Regions from separate parts of the Homo sapiens genome. Here region 2 is linked to region 1. Evidence: read pairs that join two places in POLR2A ChIA-PET (ENCODE). Cell type or tissue: MCF 10A. All regions are shown on one strand. Links, peaks and the distances in the headings refer to the core of each region. The heading gives the core; the rest is flanking DNA.

The links. ChIA-PET counts read pairs that join two places held together with the same protein. Peaks named below come from ENCODE experiments on the same cell type or tissue, not always from the same donor. Only the 100,000 strongest peaks of a DNase experiment are listed, where the experiment ranks them.
Region 2: POLR2A ChIA-PET joins it to region 1 with 10 read pairs; 3 of 35 experiments call an interaction of 5 or more read pairs at or near these places.

Annotation. Positions count from the first base shown.
Region 1 is chr1:212,565,759-212,568,672 of GRCh38, forward strand. It overlaps a transcript of ATF3 not described here. Among named protein-coding and RNA genes, the nearest start is that of LINC01740, 22 kb to the left of the region's middle. RefSeq lists enhancers at 1,141-1,250, 1,701-1,750. In MCF 10A, for the core only: no CTCF peak of the experiment used is centred there; a DNase peak (open chromatin) is centred at 1,533.
Region 2 is chr1:212,290,194-212,293,107 of GRCh38, forward strand. The region is part of intron 1 of PPP2R5A (protein phosphatase 2 regulatory subunit B'alpha); the gene reads left to right. Among named protein-coding and RNA genes, the nearest start is that of PPP2R5A, 6.2 kb to the left of the region's middle. In MCF 10A, for the core only: a CTCF peak has its summit at 1,487; DNase peaks (open chromatin) are centred at 648 and 1,488.

The DNA.
Region 1 (2,914 bases), core at 130-2,629:
ACACCTGTGGGACGACCTGTGGCATCCCAGTGAGGCAGCGATGCCATCTCGGTCTCATCCAGGATGAAACCGTGGTTTGGGGATACCACTAGTCAGTGCTGTAGTCAATGTAGGGCATTGATTACTCATAATGGGAAGCCATTGGAGTTGGTTAACCCCTTCCTTCTAGTGTGTTCTCCTCCTTGACATTCCTGCCTGTTCTGGGGCCCTTGTGTTTTGGGAATAGAATGCTTTGTATCAGCAGTGTAACATGGATAGGTTAACTGGATATGGGCTGGATATGGGGAGAGCTGGTTCTTCCTGTGTTTAAACTGGAATAAGTCCAGAGTGAGGAAGTAAAGAGGTTAGAGAGGAAAAGCCCTGGAGTGAGGGTCAGGAGATCTTGTTTGGCAGCTGGTTCTGCCAAGTAAAAGCTGTGTGACCTTGGGCAAGTCATTGTTTCTCTTTAAGTTTTGGTTACTCCTCTCATCTGTAAAAACATGTGCACTTGGGGTTCTTCCAGCCCCACTAGTCCTCTTCTGTCCTTTAAGTGTGGATCTGTGGTTCTGTTGTTGGCACACCAGAAAGGGCACAAGTTTGAGTGTCTGGCTCTGCCATTTGCTGTGCGACCTTGGACAAGGACACCCCTTCTCTGAAACTCAATTTTCCCATTTATAAAATATGGGTTATTATGAGACATCAGTGAGGATGAAGCTGAGAGCCTTTTCAGAGGCACAATGTGGATGTAAAGCAACACCCTGAGTTTGGACAGGGCAGGTGGGGTAAGGCAGGCTGAGGGGTGATGTTTGGGGTTACTGGCAGGTTGAACTGTGACCAGGGCATAGAGGGGGTGGAGGTCACGGTCAGCTGTGCCATAGAAACCTCCTGCCCTGTCCTGCTCAGTTCCTGTTCCTTTCCCAGCAGCCGAGGAAGGGGAAACAGTTGAGAGGTTATAAATGACGCTGAAAACAGCTCACAAAAGTGTCTGAGGGGGTCATGCTGCTGGAGCAAAGCACGCGCTGGGAAGCCCATCCAGGGTCTGGGGACCCCTGAAAATTGAGCAGCCTCCTGGTTCCTATTGGTGCCCAAGAGGATGCACCTCCTGCACTGCTTGGCATCACTTCCTGGGAAAGTAAAACCTCGTACGGCGAGTAATGGATCACAACTGAACAGTGACCAGAGTGACCTGTCTCGAGCCATCTCTGAGGGAAAGTCACAGATTCCCTAGAGAAAGTCTCCAAATTCCTGTTTATTCTTCACATAAACAGATTAACCTAGGGGTAGCGATTTTACTTAACTCTTCCTTTCATGTTGCAGCGAAAGCGAAATTGGCCACTTCTTTGAAGCTGTTCTTTGAGCCATAAATATAATTTCTCTTCCCGCCCACAGAAAGGGGTTTTCTTTTTCTTTCTTTCTCTCTTTTTTCTTTTTTTTTTTGAAGCCCCAGGCACTGAGACGTTCAGAGGTTGGCAGGAGGTGCAGCTGCCGTAGGAGCAGCATGCTGTCCCCCTGCTGACTCATCTGACATTAACATAATTATGTTTCAGAAGTCAAAGTGATTTTCAAACTATGAGTAATGCAGGGTGTTAGAGAGAGTGTTTACACGGCAGTGGGCATTTCAGCACACTCAAGAAACCAGCTGCTGTTAACAGCTGCAATGAGTGAAGAAATAAGAAAATGCTCTCAGGAAAAACAGCCCTTCTCTCTTGTCTCTGTTTCTGTGCAAAGGATTCAGATGTCATGAAAGGCAGGTGAACTTAAGAGTTCCCTGAGGACCAATCCAGATCTAGCATTGTTATCTGAATGCCTTGATGTCTGATCTTTTTATAGGGAAAAAAATGTCTTTATAGCTTATTTTCCATTTACTCAACTCTAGGGAAAGGTGGATTTAAAGAGCTTAGCAAATTATTTATTTTTTATAATGCTACCGGTGTTAATAATTATAATAATAGTCTAAGGTTGTGCTGCTGCTTCTAAAATAGGAACAAGGACAAAAATCATTTCCCCCAGTTTTAAAGATGGGGGCAGAAGCCCATGGGGAGGGGGACTGGGAAATGTCTTCTTAAAGCTCCTTTGTCTCATTATTATGGGAAAAGTTCTGAGAGCCGTGGAGTGCAGTGTGCCAAGTATTTAGACCTCAGGAGAGAAAAACTGGGCTCCAGTCCTGTTCCAGAACTGAATATTGGAATGGGAATGCCTCAATTTCCTCATCTCATAATGAGAATATTAATAACACTTTCTTTGCCTATGTCAGAAGAAGAGCCTTGAACTTTTGTAGGGTAGGGACAGGGTCTGCCGACTATTATAGCCCCAGTTTCTAACTTAGAGCCTGCACATAGAAGGTGCTCAGTAAGTATTTGCAGAATTAATGAATGAGATAAAAGCTATAAACGCCAGAGCTCTGCTCTTGTGGTTTGTTACTGCATCTAGCAAGGTGTCATTCACATGGAGAGTGGTCAATAATTTTTTTAATGTGTTAAGAAAAAAATCATGAACTAATTATACATTCACTTATACATAAGTTATTCATAAACAAATTGGTTATTATTTTGGGGCTACCAAGCTGAATTACACACAAAAATATTTCTGTTTACTTAAGAATGTCTTTAATGACCAACACAATTTTATTAAGCCTCGTCTCTTGAGTATATATCCTTTGCATGCTCCACATTTGCATCATGGAAAAAGGAGCCCCAGAGAAAGAGCACACCAAAAACATCGACCTACCCTGAACTAAGGGGCTCAGGCGTGTTTTTGTGGACTACTTGTATTGAGTGATCTCTTCCTCCTGGACCCATTAATAATTATTGTTAGGCTTACTTCAAGTAGTAAATTTAAGCCAGTCCATTCATGGCAAATCAATCCAAAATGGCCATTAAGGAGAGTCAGGATCTGTGGTCCCATCCCAAATATTTGAAGATGATGCCAGAAAGCA
Region 2 (2,914 bases), core at 202-2,701, 280 kb before region 1:
AGTGCTTCCTTACCTTTAGGGGGAAAAATGTGTGTGTTTTCTAAAGTAGGTGATCTAAGGTAATTGTGGAACAAGAACACTGACATTATCTTAAGTTCTATAGCTAAACCTTTTTGTGGAGAGAAAACCGTACTACTCACTCAACTTTTAAGGTTTATAGATCTTCTCAAAGTTACTATCATTCCATCTAAACACAGTTGGGATGGCACTAGAGGAGAGTTCAAATTCATCTGAAGATGTTAAGAAAATTGTTTACAAAAGGAAATAACATTTTAGTCATTTTAGGACTATTTTCTGAGATATCTCTTCTGGAAGATTTATTTTTAAAAAATTTAAAACATTTTTAGGATATTCTTAAGAGAAATTGCTAAATAAAGTGTTCACTGCTAGTCCTCACATAAAGGAAAAACTTTTCTATTTAAACCCATTTTAACATCTTTAGAATTCCTGTTTAGGATCATCTCTTCCTCCTCTCCATTTTATTACCTTATCTGATTGTTAATTGTGGATTATTTTATGAAGTGTCTAACTGAATAAAGTGCTAATCCAATAAAATGTATTTGGTAAAATAATGCAACCATTGTAGTATGTTACTGTCATGTAAACAGTAGATTTAAATTGTCTTCCTGCATCAGTGATGACTCATTCCTTTCAACTTCAGTTTAGCCATTTTCACCTGCAAGAATAACATTTTTCTCTTGATAAAATAACAAAGATGAATTAGTCTTTAAGGAGTTATTGCTGCCTTGGATTTCAAAGACAGGTTTACTAACAGAAATAACACATTTAGATTTTTGTGTTTCATTTTTAAAAGTTAGATTTTTGTAAAAAGCTGGGGATAAAGACTAGTTTGTTTTTATGTGTTTAGCACTGTGGTTCCCAATCCTGGCTATACTTGGAGAGGTCATTTATTTTATTTTATTTTATTTTTTTTCAGACTGAGTCTCGCTGTGTCCCCAGGCTAGAGTGCAGTGGCACGATCTCTCGGCTCACTGCCACCTCTGCCTCCCAGGTTCAAGCGATTCTCTTGCATGCACCACCATGCCAAGCTAATTTTTGTATTTTTAGGAGAGATAGGGGTTTTGCCATGGCTGGTCAGGCTGGTTTTGAACTCCTGACCCCAGGTGTTCTGCCTGCCTTGGCCTCCCAAAGTTATGGGATTACAGGCGTGAGCCACTGCACCCGGCCTATACCTGGAGAGTTTAAAACAAAACAAAACAAAACAAAAAATCAATACCTGGGCACATCCCTAAGAGATTGTAAATTAATTGGCCTAAGGTAAAATCCACTTACAGTATTTTTAAAAGCTCCCAGGGTGATTCTAACGCGCAGCCAGGATTGAGAATCACCGGGTTAGCATTGTCTGTCTATTGATTTAATTCATTAATTGAGACTTCGTCCTTTTCTCTCTGATACTCATGGTTCATTACCCAGCCTATTAACATTTCCTGCCCTGGCTTCACCTCCTGCTATTTACATTTCACTCTCTTAACTTTGCTGCCCCCTATAGCTTATTAGCTGCTTTCCTGAAGGGGAGATACTGCCATTAGATTCTGGAGTTTAGGTATGATGGGATGATTCTACTGGTTTATTGTCATTACCATAATTAAAGCCCAACTATTATTTGATGTAGGGTGGTCAGTTTTCTTTTCTCTGTGATTTTTGGAGCTGGCAGGTAAAATCGAGAACATGTGATAGAGGTTTGCCTAATTTTAATCCCATCATTCAGGATAATAAGTAATGATTTCAACCACTTTGGGATGTAAAACTAGTTTCCTCTGTATGCTCACAACACTGTTCTGTTTCTTGAAGATCTAGGCCTGATACTACCATTGTATATGTTAAATACAAGATATTGAACAAAGGAACTATTCTTGAACTTTACTGCGTTTTTGGTCATGCCTTATTTTTATTTCACATTAAGAAATGTTTTTCTCCAGAGTGTTTTCGTGTCTATCATCTAACTTAATCTTGACCACAACTTTTTATCGAAGGCAGGGCAGTGAGAACTCAGGGCTGCTTATATTCCATATTCCTATTTTGTCTTTGTCTTTTCTGGTAACTGGTTTGAATAATACTTCTGTTAGTTGATTTGTTGTTTGGGTGGCTTTTCAGTTGTTATGTTGTGATGCTCTCTCTCCAGAATGAGATGGTGAATTTTTCTGTGAAAGCAGAGTCATTATCTGTTTTTTCAAATCCTGTTATGGTACCAAATACAGTATTTTGTGCATAATGTGGTCATAGAGACAGAGTCAGTGTTTTGATGAAGAAATTATATGTTGGTTGTCTTATAGTCACTCCTTCCCCTTTAGATTGTGCTGCTTTTAGTGATGTTTGGTGCTATCTACCAGATGTTGATTCTTTTCTGTTTTGTTTTTTGGTTTTCCATATTTTTTTGAGACAGGGTCTTGCTCTATCACCCAGGCTGGAGTGTAGTGGCACAATTGTAACTTACTGCAGCCTCAAACTTCTGGGCTCAGGCAATTGTCCCAAGTAGCTAGGACTACAGGTGTGTGCTGCCACACCCAGCTAAGTTTTTTATTTTTATTCTTGTACAGACAAGTTCTCGCTATGTTGTCCTGGCTGGTCTTGAACTCCTGGCCTCATGTGATCCTCCGTCTTTGGCTTCCCAAAAGCTGGGATTACAGATGTGAATCACTGCCTCACCCAGTTTTTTGGTTTTAATATATTTATGCCTAAAACTGGTTCAGGATTATTTAAAACAGGGGAATCCAAGGGAGAGAATACAATCATGGGTTCTTAGTTTCTGTTTTTGGTTGTGCCAGTAAAGCCCCTTCCTCGTCCTTCTTTTCTGCTTATCACTAGAGACAGAAACTAAAAACCATGGCTTCAGGATGCTAAAAGCCTAAAACAAAACGAAACAGAACAACAACAACAAAATAAGGTGGGTTGG